Linked DNA regions of Homo sapiens: region 1 is linked to region 2. A link is an interaction called in ENCODE POLR2A ChIA-PET data of the cell type or tissue named here. Cell type or tissue: MCF 10A. All regions are shown on one strand. Links, peaks and the distances in the headings refer to the core of each region. The heading gives the core; the rest is flanking DNA.

Region 1 (8,333 bases), core at 280-8,279, 65 kb after region 2:
ACAGAATGCCCTCATCAGATTATTTCTGCTGCCTGGCCTCTCTTAGTACTTTCCTATTTTCAGCATCTGCTTTTCCAAACTTCCTGCCAATTCTGTGAACTAACATCCATCCAATAATTTCCTTTTCCACTTAAGGAAACCAGAGTAAGTTTCTGTTGCTTACAACCAAGAATCCTGGCTGATACACTACCTAACATTTATTGTCTTCTATCTGTCTGGGATTGTTCTTCACCCCACATACACATTATCTCATTTAGTCCTTCCCCAACAAAACCCTATGAGGTAAGATCAGAGCCCAAAATAGAGGCAAAAAGACTAAATAATTTTCCCAACTCATACAAGTAGTTTGGCAGAGCCAGGATATAAAATCAGCCAGTTCGATGCTATAACTAATTCTCTTAAGTATTTCGCTATCTCACAAAAGAAAAAATACTAGGGCTTTTGGAATTATGAAATTGAAAGACAGCTGGGCGTGGTGGCTCACGCTTGTAATCCCAGCCGTCTGGGAGGCTGAGGCGGGCGGATCATGAGGTCAGGAGATCAAGACCACAGTGAAACCCCATCTCTACTAAAAATACAAAAAAATTAGCCGGGCGTGGTGGCAGGTGCCTGTAGTCCTAGCTAATCGGAGAGGCTGAGGCAGGAGAATGGTGTGAACCCAGGAGGCGGAGGTTGCAGTAAGCCGAGATTGCGCCACTGCACTCCAGCCTGGGCGACAGAGCAAGACTCTGTCTCAAAAAAAGGAAATTGAAAGACAAGACTTGAGACATACTCCTAAGGCCTCTGGGCAGATGGAGCTGTGAATTGCAGAAAGAAATCCTGCAATGCTATAAGGAAAATAAAATATTAAAGTGAGATCAGAGACAATTTTGCCATAAGGGTAATGTAGCTTAAGTGCCCTTCATTTGCAAGGGGCCCCTTCCAAAGCCCTAAATTTAATTTTGTATTTATAAATTTGTATTATTTTTCTTAAGGAAATCCTCCAAAATGAGATAGGCTTCACATTCCAGAAAACCTGGATCCATCCCCTGGATGATACCATAAATTTATGAACTAGAGACTTATTTTCTAGCTCCAGGTTTGGATACCAAGAAGGGATTCTTTATAGAGAGACAGAGGCCTACAGAATACAAATAGAAGCACAGACAACCTTGGAGACCACACCTACTCTCCCGTGCCCTGGGGAGAAAAAAGGAGAGTAAGGAATTGTTTCTTACTACCCAGTCAGGGCTCAGTGCACATTTGTGGTATTTCAGGAACCCACAGGTCTCCAGAAAGCTGGCTGCCTTATCTTTCAACAAGAAGAAAGACAGGACATCTGTGCACCCACAGGCACAACAGCAGCAGCAAGGACTGGGGGTGAGTCCTCCTGTTTCAGGCCCAGACAGCCATCAGGCCCTTCTTACAGAACCAGCTAAATGTGGCCCTGACTCTGAGGAGGAGAGGACAGATACCACACCTTCTTGGGGAGACTAGAAGGATCCTGCCTTTATTTAATATGTTGATATTCTGTTCATCATCAATATTTTTTTTTTACCAATTTTGATTGCCCTACAATAGTATTTATCTCATTTATTGAGTTTTTTTGGTATCCCCCTTAAATTTTGTGCCTAAAGTGAGTGTTTCACTTGCCTTACCCTCGTCCTGGCCCTGACTAGGCAGATAATCACCAGGCACGTGAGGAGGGGCGTTTCCCCAGAAAAAATTACAATAACTCATCCAGTCATTTGCTTATATTTTCACCATAGAACTGTAGGCCAGATGCATCAGCCATCTTCATATCTAAGTCTTAGGAGCCTTAATTACTCTAAGGGATACTCAGAAAACCCAAATTGCGTTACTAAGTAGTATTTGTCTGGAAGGTTCTTGGCCTTAGGGCAGGATTGTCTTACTGAGGCAAACAAGGTTTTAGGCCAGTGGTTATTCCTCCCCAGGCTGCACTTAGGAAACTTTTGAAAAAGTTGCCAAGGTTCTACCTCTAGAGATTCTGACTTAATTACTCTGAAGTGACACCTAGGCCGGCTTTTTTAAGAGTTTTATTAAGATATAATTTGCATACCATAAAATTCACCCTTGTAAGTGTAATGATTTTTTATTAAGATATATAGTTGTATAATCAGCAGCACAATCTAGAATATGTAGAACCTTCCCTTCTCCCCAACAAGTCTCCTAGTGCCAATGTGTAGTTAGCCCCCATCCTCACCCCAGCCCCAGGCAGCACTGGTCTGCTCCTAGTCTTTAAAGATTGCAAGCACCAGTATTTTTCAGAAAGTTTTCCAAGTGATTCTAGTGCGCAGACATGGCTAAGAACTACCATTCTAGGCCTGGTCCCATGGCTCACACCTGTAATCCTAGCACTTTGGGAGGCCGAGGTGGGCAGATCACTTGAGGTCAGGAGTTCAAGACCAGCCTGACCAACATGGTGAAACCCCATCTCTATTAAAGATACAAAAGTGGCCGGGCATGGTGGTGGGTGCCTGTAATCCCAGCTACGTGGGAGGCTGAGGCAGGAGAATCACTTGAATCTAGGAGACAGAGGTTGCAGTAAGCTGAAATCACGCCACTGCACTCCAGCCTGGGCAACAAGAGCGAAACGCCATCTCAAAATAAAAATAAAAATAAAAACAAAAACAAGAACTACCATTTTAGACACCATAGAGCTAAACTCTCTCCTTAGTCCTGCCTCACAAAATCTGGATATTTTCTGTTAGAAGTTTTTCTTCTGGAAAAATATATCTTTAATTTCATATAAAAAAGTATTGCAGGAAATAGAATAAGTTTTATGACAAATAGCCTGTAGTCAACTTTGCCAAAATATCATTAAGTGAAAGATGTCTGTACACATATCCACACGCCTATAAGTATGATATGCCTCATTTCTACACAGGCTCAGGATACAGAGTTCTTCTGTTTTACGGTAAAATTAAAAGCTCAGGGTGCTATCATCAAAGTCATAGTCATTTCCTTAAAAATTAACAAAGAAACATTTACCTCAGACTGGAAAATTACAAGGATTACAAAACTATCGTCTTTAGATGTTCAAAAGTTCCTCAGGGGAAAGTTCCAGAGAAGTACAACGTATCTTTATGATTACGTTGCACAAACATGGAGATGATAATGCAGTAGTGCTGGAAAAGCCTAGAACAAACAATCACTGACAAGTTATCAGGTGGAGTTGAGGTCCTTCTGCCATTTTAGGCATGCAGGGCAAGCAAGCACTTGCACAGAGGTGAGCCCGAGGAACAGGAATGAACTTGAAATAATTCACAAAAAATGCCAGCCCCAGAGGTCTAGAAACACGTGTGAGCAAACCACAGCCAGAGGCTGCGGGGTGAGTCAGGGCTTTCTCAACACAAGCAATGCTTCTGCCTTCACGGGCCGAAACAGAGAACCGCAGACACCAACAGCCATCAACGCAGCCAGTGCGTGGGAAATGTTTCGGGGTGCAGTTACAAGACTCCACCCAGACCGCTCCCTAAAATTGCAAAGCTTTAAAACAGTGGCCCTCAGCCAAGAAGGGGCCGTCTTAGGTTAGGCCACTGAAGTTCTCCAGCAACGAGGTAGTCGGCAGTCAAGAGAGAAGCTTCCGAGGGAAAGTAGCCCTTAACTATGGATAAGGAACGTTTGCATTTTAGTGAAGTGGATGGCCCAAAGCCATGCTTTCTCTGCCTTCAGGTTTGAAATTCTCAACATTTACAAAGATATTGGGGGCAAAAGTTATCTCCTCCTCTGATTATCAATGAGTAGTTTCTCTGAATTCATAGTCCACAGGAAAATCTCAAATGACTTTGACAAAATCACCTGAGAAGGGTGAATAAAGAAGGGTGACTGAAGACACGCCACAGCCCACACTCCCCCACACCAAGTCACTAGAAATGACAGAAAATAATTTTAAATAAGTGAATTGGAAACAGTGAAGGTAAATAAAGAAAGGCAGCATCTAGCCAGAAATAATGAGCCATTCCTGAAAGACAGAAGACAGATCAAATCAGAGTAATGAATACAAATCACATCCAGGAGAGGCAGTTGCATGGAGTGGGGATGACTCCTTAAATCAGATGAAGAGGATATTGGGAGCTTGTGCAGACCAGGGTGGTTCTGGGCCACGATCAGAGCTGGTGGGACATCACAGTAGGACCGTCAGGCAGGTGCTCTCATTCACACGCACACAAACACACATGCACACAAACACAAACACATGCACACACACACACATGCACATGCATGCCAAACAGTAGGCACAGCAAGCCCCAGAGGCGTCCATACCCAGTGTTTGCACAGAGAAAGAGAGCAATGTTTCTGGTGGTTGGCCTCACCCAGAAGGAGGGGAAGCATCTTGTCCAGAAGACTCCACTGACTCACCTGCCCGGCCCCATGTCCTGCCCTACTGCCAGACGCAGTGCATTCTCAGACACACCTTCTGGGCCTCTCAAATCAGAAAGGAATACACAATCATAAACCAGGAAAGATTTGAAGAAAACCCTTACTGTGACAGAGAGGATGAATTACAACTAAGAAAAGAACTAACCTTCAAAAATGAAAGTCATCAAAACCCAGCAGGTGGGCTGACCAGCAGATAGACACAGCATAAGATAGACTTAGCAAAGAGGTAGAGTAGAGAAACTCCTCCAGAAAAAATAACAGGATAAAGAGATTAAACGTATGACAAAAACATGGAGGGTACATCCAGAAGAAAGAGAATCTAAGAGAGGAACTCACTAAAGAAATGATAGAAGAAAATTTCCTATAGCTGAGGAAATGCACGTGTCCTTGAATGAAAGGACCAACCTGGACATATTATGGTAAAAGTTCATAATGCCTAAAAACAAAGTACCTAAAATTAACAAGAATCAAATTACTATCTGACTTCCTGTCAACAAACAAATTTCAAGAAGCAATGGAGGCAGTAACATCAGCAGAAATGACAGAGCAAGGACCTCTGGAAATCTTCCCCTCTATATAAATACCATAAGAACACCAAAAATTGTCAAAACCAACTTTTTCAGAACCTGGTAATTAACCAAAGGCTTGCAATAATCTGGGGAGTATTTATTTAAGAAAATGATTAAGGCCAGGCGTGGTGGCTCACACCTGTAATCCCAGCACTTTGGGAAGCTGAGGCGGGTGGATCATGAGGTCAGGAGTTCAAGACCAGCCTGGCCAATATGGTGAAACCCCATCTCTACTAAAAATACAAAAATTAGCCGGGTGTGGTGGCATGCACCTGTAGTCCCAGCTACTTGGGAGGCTGAGGGAGAAGAATTGTATGAACCCAGGAGGCAGAGGTTGCAGTGAGCCGAGATCGCACCACTGTATTCCAGCCTGAGCGACAGAGTGAGACTCCATCTCATAAAAAAAAAAAGGAAAAGAAAAGAAAGAAAATGGTTAAACCTCAGTAACAACAGCAAGCTTTGTGGCATTTTGACTTGCCTTAGTCTCATTCCTCTATCCCCATACTCGTGGTTGCTCTGAAAACCAATAGCCACACAATTATTGTGAAAAACAGTAGCCTAGCAGCCTCTAAAGGGCACAGAAAAAGGTTGGAGCTTCTCCAAATCTTAATTCACATAAACTGTCATTATTTTACCTCCCTGGAAGTTATCTGGAAAAACCCACTCACAGTTTTTATCTTTGACCAGTCTCAGATCTCAGTGCAAATAGCCTTTTCCCTGGGACATTTGTCAAAAGTAGTAGCAATTGTTTAAGATCACAGCTGTCTGAGGCAGTGATAACAGTTGGGGCAAACAAACAAATAATACATGAGCCAAAAAAATTAAAAGGAAAAGCTGGCAAATGAGACACCCATTGGTGGTTTGAAAAGCTCCAAATATTCTCGGGAAACTAGAAGATTACATGAATGCATAGGGATGTGCGCATACCCAGTACCATGTAAATGCCCAGGAAAGACCCCAAAAGACCTTAAGTTCTTACCTCTGTCTGACCTTGGAAGGAAGTTGATACATTAGATTTACTATTAATAGAAAAAGACATTACATCAACTATTTTAAATGTATGCAAGGAACTACAGGAAACCATGTCTAAAGAAAAATATAAGAATGATCAATAAAGAGCTAGAAATCAGGCAGGAAAATTGCTTGAACCTGAAAGGTGGAGGTTGCAGTGTGTGGCTATTAGTTTTCAGAGCAACCATGAGTATGGGGATAGAGGAATGAGACTAAGGCAAGTTAAAATGCCACAAAGCTTGCTGTTGTTACTGAGGTTTAACCATTTTCTTTCTTTTCTTTTCTTTTCCATTTTTTTTTGAGATGGAGTCTCACTCTGTCACTCAGGCTGGAGTGAACTCGGCCAAGATTGCACCACTGCACTCCAGCCTGGGTGACAGAGTGACACTCCATCCAAAAAATAAAAATAAAAAAAGAGAGAGAGCGAGCTAGAAATAGTAAAAACAAACAAACAAAAAAACTAGAAATTCTAGAGTTAAAAAGTACAATAACTGAAATAAAAAATTCATTAGAGGGACTTAACATCAGATTTGGTCAGGCAGAAGAAAGAATAGTAAACTTGAAGATAAGTCAATTAAGATTATACAATTTGAGGAACAGAAAGAACAACAAAAATGAACAGAACTTCAGGGACATGTGGAGCACCATCAAGTATACCAATATGCACCCACTGGAAGTCTCAGAAGAGGGAAGAAAGAGATGGAAAGAATATTTGATAAAATAATAGCTAAAATGTCTAAATTTTATGAAAAACATTAACCTACGCATTCAAGAAGCTTCACAAAATTCAAGTAGAATAAATTCAAAGAGACCTGCACCTAGACACATTATCACCAAATTTTCAAAAGACAAAGAGAATTCTGAAAGGAGGAAAAGCCACACATCATCTACAATGGATCTGCAATAAGATTAACAGCTGATTTCTCATCAGAAATCATGGAGGCCAGAAGGCAGTGGGATGACATATTTAAAGTGACAAAAGAGTTAGGCAGCCAAGATGGCCGAATAGGAATAGCTCCGGTCTACAGCTCCCAGTGTGAGCGACACAGAAGATGGGTGATTTCTGCATTTCCATCTGAGGTACCGGGTTCATCTCACTAGGGAGTGCCAGACAGTGGGCGCAGGACAGTGGGTGCAGCGCACTGTGTGCAAGCCAAAGCAGGGCGAGGCATTGCCTCACTCGGGAAGCACAAGGGGTCAGGGAGTTCCCTTTCCTAGTCAAAGAAAGCAGTGACACATGGCACCTGGAAAGTCGGGTCATTCCCACCCTAATACTGCGCTTTTCCGACGGGCTTAAAAAACGGCGCACCAGGAGATTATATCCTGCACATGGCTCGGAGGGTCCTACGCCCACGGAGTCTCGCTATTGCTAGCACAGCAGACTGAGATCAAACTGCAAGGCGGCAGCGAGGCTGGGGGAGGAGCGCCCGCCATTGCCCAGGCTTGCTTAGGTAAACAAAGCAGCTGGGAAGCTCAAACTGGGTGGAGCCCACCACAGCTCAAGGAGGCCTGCCTGCCTCTGTAGGCTCCACCTCTGGGGGCAGGGCACAGACAAACAAAAAGACAGCAGTAACCCTGCAGACTTAAATGTCCCTGTCTGACAGCTTTGAAGAGAGCAGTGGTTCTCCCAGCATGTAGCTGGAGATCTGAGAACGGGCAGACTGCCTCCTCAAGTGGGTCCCTGACCCCTAACCCCCAAGCAGCCTAACTGGGAGGCACCCCCCAGTAGGGGCAGACTGACACCTCACACGGCCGGGTACTCCTCTGAGACAAAACTTCCAGAGGAATGATCAGACAGCAGCATTCACGGTTCACGAAAATCCACTGTTCTGCAGCCACCGCTGCTGATATCCAGGCAAACAGGGTCTGGAGTGGACCTCTAGCAAACTCCAACAGACCTGCAGCTGAGGGTCGTGTCTGTTAGAAGGAAAACTAACAAACAGAAAGGACATCCACACCAAAAACCCATCTTTACATCACCATCATGAAAGACCAAAAGTAGATAAAACCACAAAGATGAGGAAAAAACAGAGCGGAAAGACTGGAAACTCTAAAAAGCAGAGCGCCTCTCCTCCTCCAAAGGAACACAGTTCCTCACCAGCAACGGAACAAAGCTGGACGGAAAATGACTTTGATGAGTTGAGAGAAGAAGGCTTCAGACGATCAAACTACTCCGAGCTACAGGAGGAAATTCAAACCAAAGGCAAAGCAGTTAAAAACTTTGAAAAAAATTTAGACGAATGTATAACTAGAATAACCAATACAGAGAAGTGCTTAAAGGAGCTGATGGAGCTGAAAGCCAAGGCTCGAGAACTACGTGAAGAATGCAGAAGCCTCAGGAGCCAATGCGATCAACTGGAAGAAAGGGTA
Region 2 (8,333 bases), core at 141-8,140:
AGGGGAACATCACACACCAGGGCCTGTTGGGGAGTAGGGGGTTGGGGGAGGGAGAGCGTTAGGAGAAATACCTAATGTAAATGATGAGTTGATGGATGCAGCAAACCAACATGGCACATGTATACCTATGTAACAAACCTGCACATTGTGCATATGTACCCTAGAACTTCAAGTATAATTTTAAAAAATAATAATAAATAAACGTGACACCGGGTTGAACCAATCTGTGGGCCCTACGTAAATCAGACACTGCATCTCAACCTTGCCTATAATATCTGCTGCAGTCTGCCATGTTTCCCTATCAGACGGCTCTCTTTCACAAGAAAGCTAGTCTCCTCTCTCCTTTCTTCTGCCTATTAAACTTTCTACTCTTTAACTCACTCCATGTGTGTATGTCCATGTTGTTAACCTTCTCTGCACGAGACGATGAACCACAGGTATTTACCCCAGACAATGATGCCGCTTCAGTGAGGGCTCATGAATGGATTAGTGCCTTATAAAGGGTTGAATGGAACTAGCTTAGGCCACTTTTTGCTCTTCCACTCTTCTACTACGGGAGGACTCAGTAAGAAGATCCTCACCAGACACCAAATTCATTGCTGTTCTGATCTCGGACTTCCCAGTCTCCAGAAATGTGAGAAATAAATTTCTGTTCTTTATAAATTGCCCAGTCTCAGGCATTTTGTTACAGCAGTGCAAATGGACTAAGACAGTCATCAATTCAGCAATCTTTTAGTTATTGCTTGCTATGTGCCAGGGAGTATGCTAATTTATAAAATCTACAAATGGTTATGCTATGAAGTTTGAACTAAAATATTAGCCATCTAATCTTCACACCAAAAATTATTTTAAACACCCAAAATGATAGAAAATATGTATTCCCATTGTTATCTCACTTGTAATTCTTAATCAAGTGCATTCACCTGAGTCATATTGGGAGATTTTTGTTGTTGTTGTTGTTGTTGAGATATGGTCACATCTGTCACCCATGCTGGTATGCAGTGATGCTATCTCAGCTCACTGCAACCTTTGCTTCCCAGGCTCAAGTGATCCTCCTACCTCAGCCTCCCGAGTAGCTGGGACTACAGGGATGCAATACCACACCCAGCTAATTTTTTGTATTTTTAGCAGAGACACGGTTTCATCATGTTTCCCAGGCTAGTCTTGAACTCCTGGGCTCAAGTAATCCTCCCACTTTAGATTCCCAAAGTGCTGGGATTATATGTATGAGGCACCACACCCGGCCTTTGGGATCTTTTTAAAAGTACAGATCCCAAGGTAGCATCCCAGACCCATGAAATCAGGATTTCTAAGAATGGGTCCCAGGTTTTCTAAGAATGGGTCCTTTGAAGATGCACCCACGTCATTACAAAGTTTCTCTCTCATTCAGAGCCACTGATCTGGATGATCTTAATAGTAGCTGAACGGTTGAGATCCACAGTACCTAGTTGCTAATAGCTGGCTAAAAACCAAATTTCTGTATTATTTTAAATTAATTGCCATTGGACGTGGCCACATTTATTGAGCAGGGGCCATGTGATTGGTGGGGTGGCATTTCAGCTAAAGGGGGATCCAAAGCATGATGAACACCATGACCCAAGATGTCCAGAGCAAAAAAGGACAAGGGTCTCAGAGAGGACATGAGGGAAGTAAGACAAGGAGACTACATCAAATGCTTAAGTAGGTGCCCCAGAAATAAGATCAATCCTAGCCACCCAGCGAGTGGCATAGGGAACCACAGACTGTGTCCAAACCTTACTCCCTAGAAAGAGCATCTGCATTCCAGCATTGGTTCAAGCACCAGACCCAGTCAATAGCAGGCCCTGACAGCTTATAGATAGGCAAAGTAGGGGCCATTGTTCCCTACATTTAAAAACTGGGGCAAAAACACTCATGGAGAATTCTATTAGTGTCAGGGAAACCCATTTATATAGAGTTTAATTTTTACAGAGAAAAGTGTAACAGTGAGTGCTTATAAAGTGTCTACTATGGACTCTGTTCTACGTGCTGTAAATGATAGAACCCAATGCTACTATTAGATACCTACTACTTCTAGAACCCTGCAAGTGAGGGGAGCTGGGTCATAATTAAAGCAGCTCCAGAAAGGTTAAAATCCATCGCTTTCATCAACAAGACCCTCTGTGTTTCTGCCCTAGTGGCATGACCCTGACCTTCAGTAAATCAACTTTCAGGCATTCTAGACACGCTGTAGGCCCATACTACACATGCTTGTGTTGATGTTAACAAAGGAGAAGCATTCCCCTTAAGCATGACTATGAGTGTTTATTAACAAAGGACTCTAAAGCAATGCTGTTCAATAAGAATATAACATAAGCCACATAAGTAAGTTTTACATGTAAGTAGCCATGTTAAAATAACTTAAGGGGTGAAATTAATCTTAGTATAGTTTTAACCCAATATTTCTAAAATGTTACTTTAACAAATCCACATGAAAAAATTATTGATGAGACATTTTACATTCTTTTTTTCATGGTAAGTCTTTGAAATCCAGTGTGTATATTATACTCGCAATGCACATCAATTTGGAGTGCTCAGTAACTACGTATGGCTAATGGCTTCCATAATGGATGGTACAACTCCAGAGGAATGGGAACATTAGCTGCTGGAATCATCTCTCAATGCTGACTTGGAAGAATATAAGCTTTATTCCTTTTTTTTTTTTTTAAATAAAAGCCACTTTTTCTTTTAGAATGTCTCCTTGTCCAACCTGCACAATTATTTGGGATCTTTTTGTTTACATTTGAGCAGTCTCTATACACAGAAACTTTTTTTCTAATTGGCTGAATCTAGTCCCATCAGGACTCAAGGACTTTCTTGCTTGAGTCTTCCTGAATTTGGTGACTAGGAGCCTGTCAACTTTTCCAGGGCCTTTGGGGTAACTGATTTGCTTCATAGCCTTTAATAAGTCCAGCAATTTACTCTGTGAAGCGGCCCAACTTTTCAGAACTTGAGATTATACTAATGCAACCCCTTTTGTATATACCAAAGCCCCATGGCCCCTTTGGCTCCAGGCTTGTCTTTCTCTAAAATTTTTCTCAGTCTCTCCTGACATACAAAGACCAGAGTCCAACCCAGCCATCCAACTGCAGATGGTACACAAGTTAATGCAGAGATGATGTTTGGGGTCTATACCTATATTTGACATGCCTACCTCTTTCTTGCACTCCCCTTCCCTTTTTCTCAATTGTTATTACACCTTAGTAAAAAAATTATGTTCAAAAAGTTCCCAGAATTATTCTCCATTGGCCTTTTTAGTTTTAAAACAAACAAACTCTTTGAGAAAGTAGATCAGAATTTTAAAACCTCAAGCTTCAACAAGGAGTGGCCATTCTGACACTTACTCCCATGTATGAACTTGTCTAATATGTTTTTATATCCTGAAACATCATTTGGGTGACTAATATCCCCTGGGATAGGCCAGACATTTGGTTTCTTCGAACCCCACCCAAATTCTCAAGTGGGTCTCAAAAACATGCTGTAGAAAAGCCTGTGCTGATTGTTTTTAATATTCCAGAACCTTTAAAGCTAAAGACAGGTAACCAGAAAGTATTTTCCTCCTTCTGCACTAGCTGGCCTTGACCTAGAGGCTTTGGAAAGACAACGGATACAGAACTTGATGTATTGGTCATGGGCAGCTGTGGTCCATGGAGAAGGAAGAAAGCCCCACCTGCTAGTGAATGTCTTAGCCAAGGAGGGATGTAACTGTCAGGATTTTGAGAAGGACTTGAAAAGAAAAGAATGGGTGGATAAATGACAAAAGAGAGAAAAGGACATGGGTGAGGAGGGCACAGTTGGCTGGGGAAACAAAAAACAATCTCTCCAGAGCATCAGATTTACACCATCAAAAGTACAGAAAGCGGGCCTTAGGCCCCCTTTCAGGATGCCCTTTTTCTTGTTGCCTAGACAGTCCTCCCTCACTGTCTGATTGTTTCCTGGACCCGCAACCTCAGACACCAAAATTCAAGGATGCTCAAGTTCCCTCTATAAAATGGTGTAATATTTGCATATAACCTACAGACATCCTCTTGTATACTTTAAATCATCTCTAGATTACTTATAATACCTATTACAATGTCAATGCTCTGTAAATAGTTGTAGTATATTGTTTGGGAAATAATGACAAGGAAAAAAGTCTGTACAGTTCAATACAGACACAATTCTCTTTTTCGAATATTTTCAATCCTCGGTTAGTTGAATCCAGGGATGCAGAACCTGAGGATATGAAAGGCCAGCTACACTGATTTCGGCTCCCTGCAGGCTCTCCTTTCTTGTTCAAGTCTTTAAAATGCTAAGTATGGAAAAGCTGAGACAAGCTGGGGAGGAAGAGGGGGCAATCGATTATTCTTTGTCAGGCTTCTTCTCTTAAACAATGCTCAGGGCCACCAAGGTCTCAGCAATTTGACATATCTTCCTGCTCTTAGGGCTTGGCCTTCCTTCACTCCCTGCCCCACGATGGGACTCAAGACGTTTAGGGAAGGTGAAGATTTTGCATCTGTCTAGAAAGCAAGTCAGGCGGTTTTTCCCCTGCTCCTTTTAAATCCCGGGATTTTCCATCATTAGCCAGCACATGAATTCTTAAAGAGTTTCTTGCTAATCCCTGTCTAGATGATTCTAGACACACACAACCACAGTAAAGATCTAGGTTGAAGTAAGCAGCCAGCAATATCTTATTCACAAGAGAAATTCTTAAATCTTTTGTTCAAAGATGAGGATGTTTTCTGGGTTTTTTTCTAATGATACACAGAAAAGGGAAGCACATATCTGCAGTAACGAGGGAACCAGCATCACCTGAGGTGCCTGTGGCTGCCCCTTCCCTAAGCTGCCCTGTGAGGAGCGACCATTCTGCTCCATCTGACTCAAGACTCGGGATTATTTCAGCAGCTTGGATGTCTCAGGGCCTATCACCCAAGAGGGGCTGCAGAGGAGGTTAGTGGTGTAAGAAGACAGATCACTATTGTCACAGATCCTAAAGCCTCTACATTCTGGACAAGTCCTTCTGCCTTTTACCTTTCAGAGCACTATCGGCTGTTAGTAGCAGGGACCTGATGATTTTTAAACAATTTATTTTTTGGCATACTTAACTGCTGACCTAAGGAGACTGTTGACAGTTCATGATTTTGTGATTTTAAAACTCCTATGCAGGAGGCTCCCTTCAATCCAAGGTTTACAGCAATATTTAGAAATAGGCCATCGACTGATGAATGGATTTTACAAGGTGGTTATCCATGCCACATTTAGCCACACTATTCAGCCAGGAAAAGGAATGAAGTGCTGATACACGCAACAACATAGATGAAGCTTGAAAACATTATGTGTTTTCAAGTCACAGAAGGCCACATATTGTATGATTCTGTGAAATGCCAAATTGGCAAATCCATAGAGATAGAAGCAGATTCCTGGTTAACAAGGACTGACGGGAGAGAGAAATCAGAGTGACTGCTAACAGATACAAGGTTTCCTTTTGGGGCGATGAAAATATTTTGGAACTAGATCACACTGATGGTTGCACACCATTGAGAATGTACTAAATGTCTCTGATGGTAAATTTTATGTCATGAATTTTATCATATTTTTAAAGAGAGCCTGAGGTTTTTTTGGAAAAAAAAAAAAAAAGGAAACCATCCTAACCCTTACTTTTAGCAAAGGCTGCCATTCCTGAGTTCAGCTTATAATCTTGTACTTCGTTAAATGCTTCTCAGAGTTAATTGACCACCAGTTTTCTCCAATCAACCCCATAAGGGTTATATTTGACTAGGTAATATCAAGTATACTGCCCTTGGTTGGTATTAGTCAGCAAAAGGTTGCTGTCTCAATACAAGCTCACGAAGGCTTCTCACAACGGGGATGGAAAGCAGTCACATGCGATGCTCATCAAGCCAGGAAAAACTACAAGGTTCATTCCGCCCTGGGAATGGCCCTTTACTGGACCACAGCGTCTGTGCCTTTTATTGCCCGCCTCCTTTTGTTAAACATGGAGAGGGATATGGCTGGTATATACATAAATGTGTTTCAGGATAGAACACAAAAACCTGTTAATGTTGTCACCATTGACAAAGGAACTTCTCTTGTTACTTTGTACTTTTTAAATCATTTAAATGTTCTTATCATGTACTTACATGAATTTTATAGTGTATCATTCTACATTTATATTTGCATGTAAATAACACGTATATAAAAAATGCCAGCTAGGTCACTTGACTGTCTCAACTGAGTCTCATGAATTTAAAATTAGAAAACCGTCTGTTGAGGCTGGGTGCGGTGGCTCACGCCTGTAATCCCAGCACTTTGGGAGGCCGAGGTGGGCAGATCACGAGATCAGGAGATCGAGACCATTCTGGCTAACACAGTGAAACCCCGTCTCTACTAAAAATACAAAAAAATTAGCCAGGCATGGTGGTGGGCCCCTGTAGTCCCACCTACTCGGGAGGCTGAGGCAGGAGAATGGCGTGAACCCGGAGGGGTGGAGCTTGCAGTGAGTGGAGATTGCGCCACTGCACTCCAGCCTGGGCGACAGAGCGAGACTCTGTCTCAAAAAAAGAAAACAGTCTGTTGAATCCAAATTGAGAGACATGCTATAAAGCAACTCACTTGGACACTTCAAAAACGTCAGTGACATCAAGAATGAAAAAAAAATGTCAAGAAATGTTCCAGATTAAAGGAAGCTAAAGAGACCTAAAAATAACTGCAATGCATGACCTTGATTGGATCCTGGATCAGAAATTGTTTTAAAATTCTATAAAAAACATTATTGGGACAACTGGGAAATTTCAATGTGTGCCATATATTGGATAACGGCATTCTATCAATCATCAATGTTATATTGTAAGAGATGACAGGAAAATGACTTGCTTTTAGGAGATATATGCTGAAGGGGTAAAGTTTTAGCATGTCTACAACTAACTCTTGTGTATAATTGTGGAAGGTGGGGGAGAGAGTTAAAGCAAATGTAGACTTCTTTAGTTTTTGTTTGTTTGTTTGTTTGTTTTTCTAAGATGCAGTCTCGCTCTGTTGCCCAGGCTGGAGTGCAGTGGCGTGATCTCGGCTCACTGCAACCTCCACCTCCTGGGTTCAAGTGATTCTCTTGCCTCAGCCTCCAGAGTAGCTGGGATTGCAGGCACATACCACCATGCCTGGCTAGTTTTTGTATTTTTAGTAGTGACAGGGTTTCACCATGTTGGCCAGGCTGGTCTCGAACTCCTGACCTCAAGTGATCCACCCACCTTGGCCTCTCAAAGTGCTGGGACCACAGGCGTAAGCCACCATGCCCAGCTTATATGGACTTTTTTGAATTTCTACCTCATAACTGTCCTTAAAAAGAAAAAAGACACTTTGGGAGGCCGAGGCGGGCGGATCACGAGGTCAGGAGATCAAGACCATCCTGGCTAACATGGTGAAACCCCATCTCCACTAAAAATACAAAAAGAAATTAGCTGGGCATGGTGGCAGGTGCCTGTAGTCCCTGCTACTCGGGAGGCTGAGGCAGGAGAATGGCGTGAACCCGGGAGGCAGAGCTTGCAGTGAGCCAAGATCGCGCCACTGCACTCCAGCCTGGGCGACAGAGCGAGACTCCAGTCTCAAAAAAAAAGAGAGAAAAGAAAAATTCTGAATTTTTATTATACTAGCTACAGCAACAACAAACAGAAGCAGTGAAGTTCAAATTCTGAGCCACCAAGCAGAATTTTCAGTATAGTTTCCCTTACCCTTAATTTAATTACAAAACCAACATTCCCAGCAGACAGGGATTTGCTCTTCCCAGGGGCCTCCCCACAGCCAGCCCTGTTGGTCTGCCAAGAGAAGCTGCCAGCTGCCTCCACCCTCTTTGAGCCAATCTGTGCCCCGGGAAAAGCAAGTCACTTGGAGAAGCAGCTTTTCCAGTACAGTTGTATTTTATAAGGTCTACCAGATTTCCATTCCTCCCACCCCATTTATCCTTCACTTTTTTACACACACTTTTTACTATACATAACTGATGATTCAGGGGGTTAATCTGACGTGTGGCAAATCCAGACCCTTGCAGTAATTTATCTCATTGACATAATTATCTGGCTTATGGAACAACCAGTTAGAAATTTTTGTTCCCAAATAGGCAGATCTGGCTTTCTTAACCTCTTTAAGCCTCAGTTTCTCCGTCTCTAGTATGGGGTGGTAATAGTGATACTCACTCCATAGGGCTATTTGCAGAGTTAATAAGATTGTGCATGCACAGTGGCCAGAACATAGAAAGGTACTATTTAAGCACTATTTTAGGACTGACGTAAATGAGAGTGCAATTACCATTTAAAAAAAAATTTTGTTTTGAAGGAATCTGACTC

What was found. ChIA-PET counts read pairs that join two places held together with the same protein. Peaks named below come from ENCODE experiments on the same cell type or tissue, not always from the same donor. Only the 100,000 strongest peaks of a DNase experiment are listed, where the experiment ranks them.
Region 1: POLR2A ChIA-PET joins it to region 2 with 6 read pairs; 4 of 35 experiments call an interaction of 5 or more read pairs at or near these places.

What each region holds. Positions count from the first base shown.
Region 1 is chr2:172,192,035-172,200,367 of GRCh38, reverse strand. No RefSeq gene overlaps it. Among named protein-coding and RNA genes, the nearest start is that of DLX2-DT, 93 kb to the right of the region's middle. In MCF 10A, for the core only: no CTCF peak of the experiment used is centred there; DNase peaks (open chromatin) are centred at 3,357 and 4,347.
Region 2 is chr2:172,256,567-172,264,899 of GRCh38, reverse strand. All of the region lies in intron 1 of LOC107985960 (a long non-coding RNA gene), which reads right to left. Among named protein-coding and RNA genes, the nearest start is that of DLX2-DT, 160 kb to the right of the region's middle. In MCF 10A, for the core only: no CTCF peak of the experiment used is centred there; a DNase peak (open chromatin) is centred at 3,409.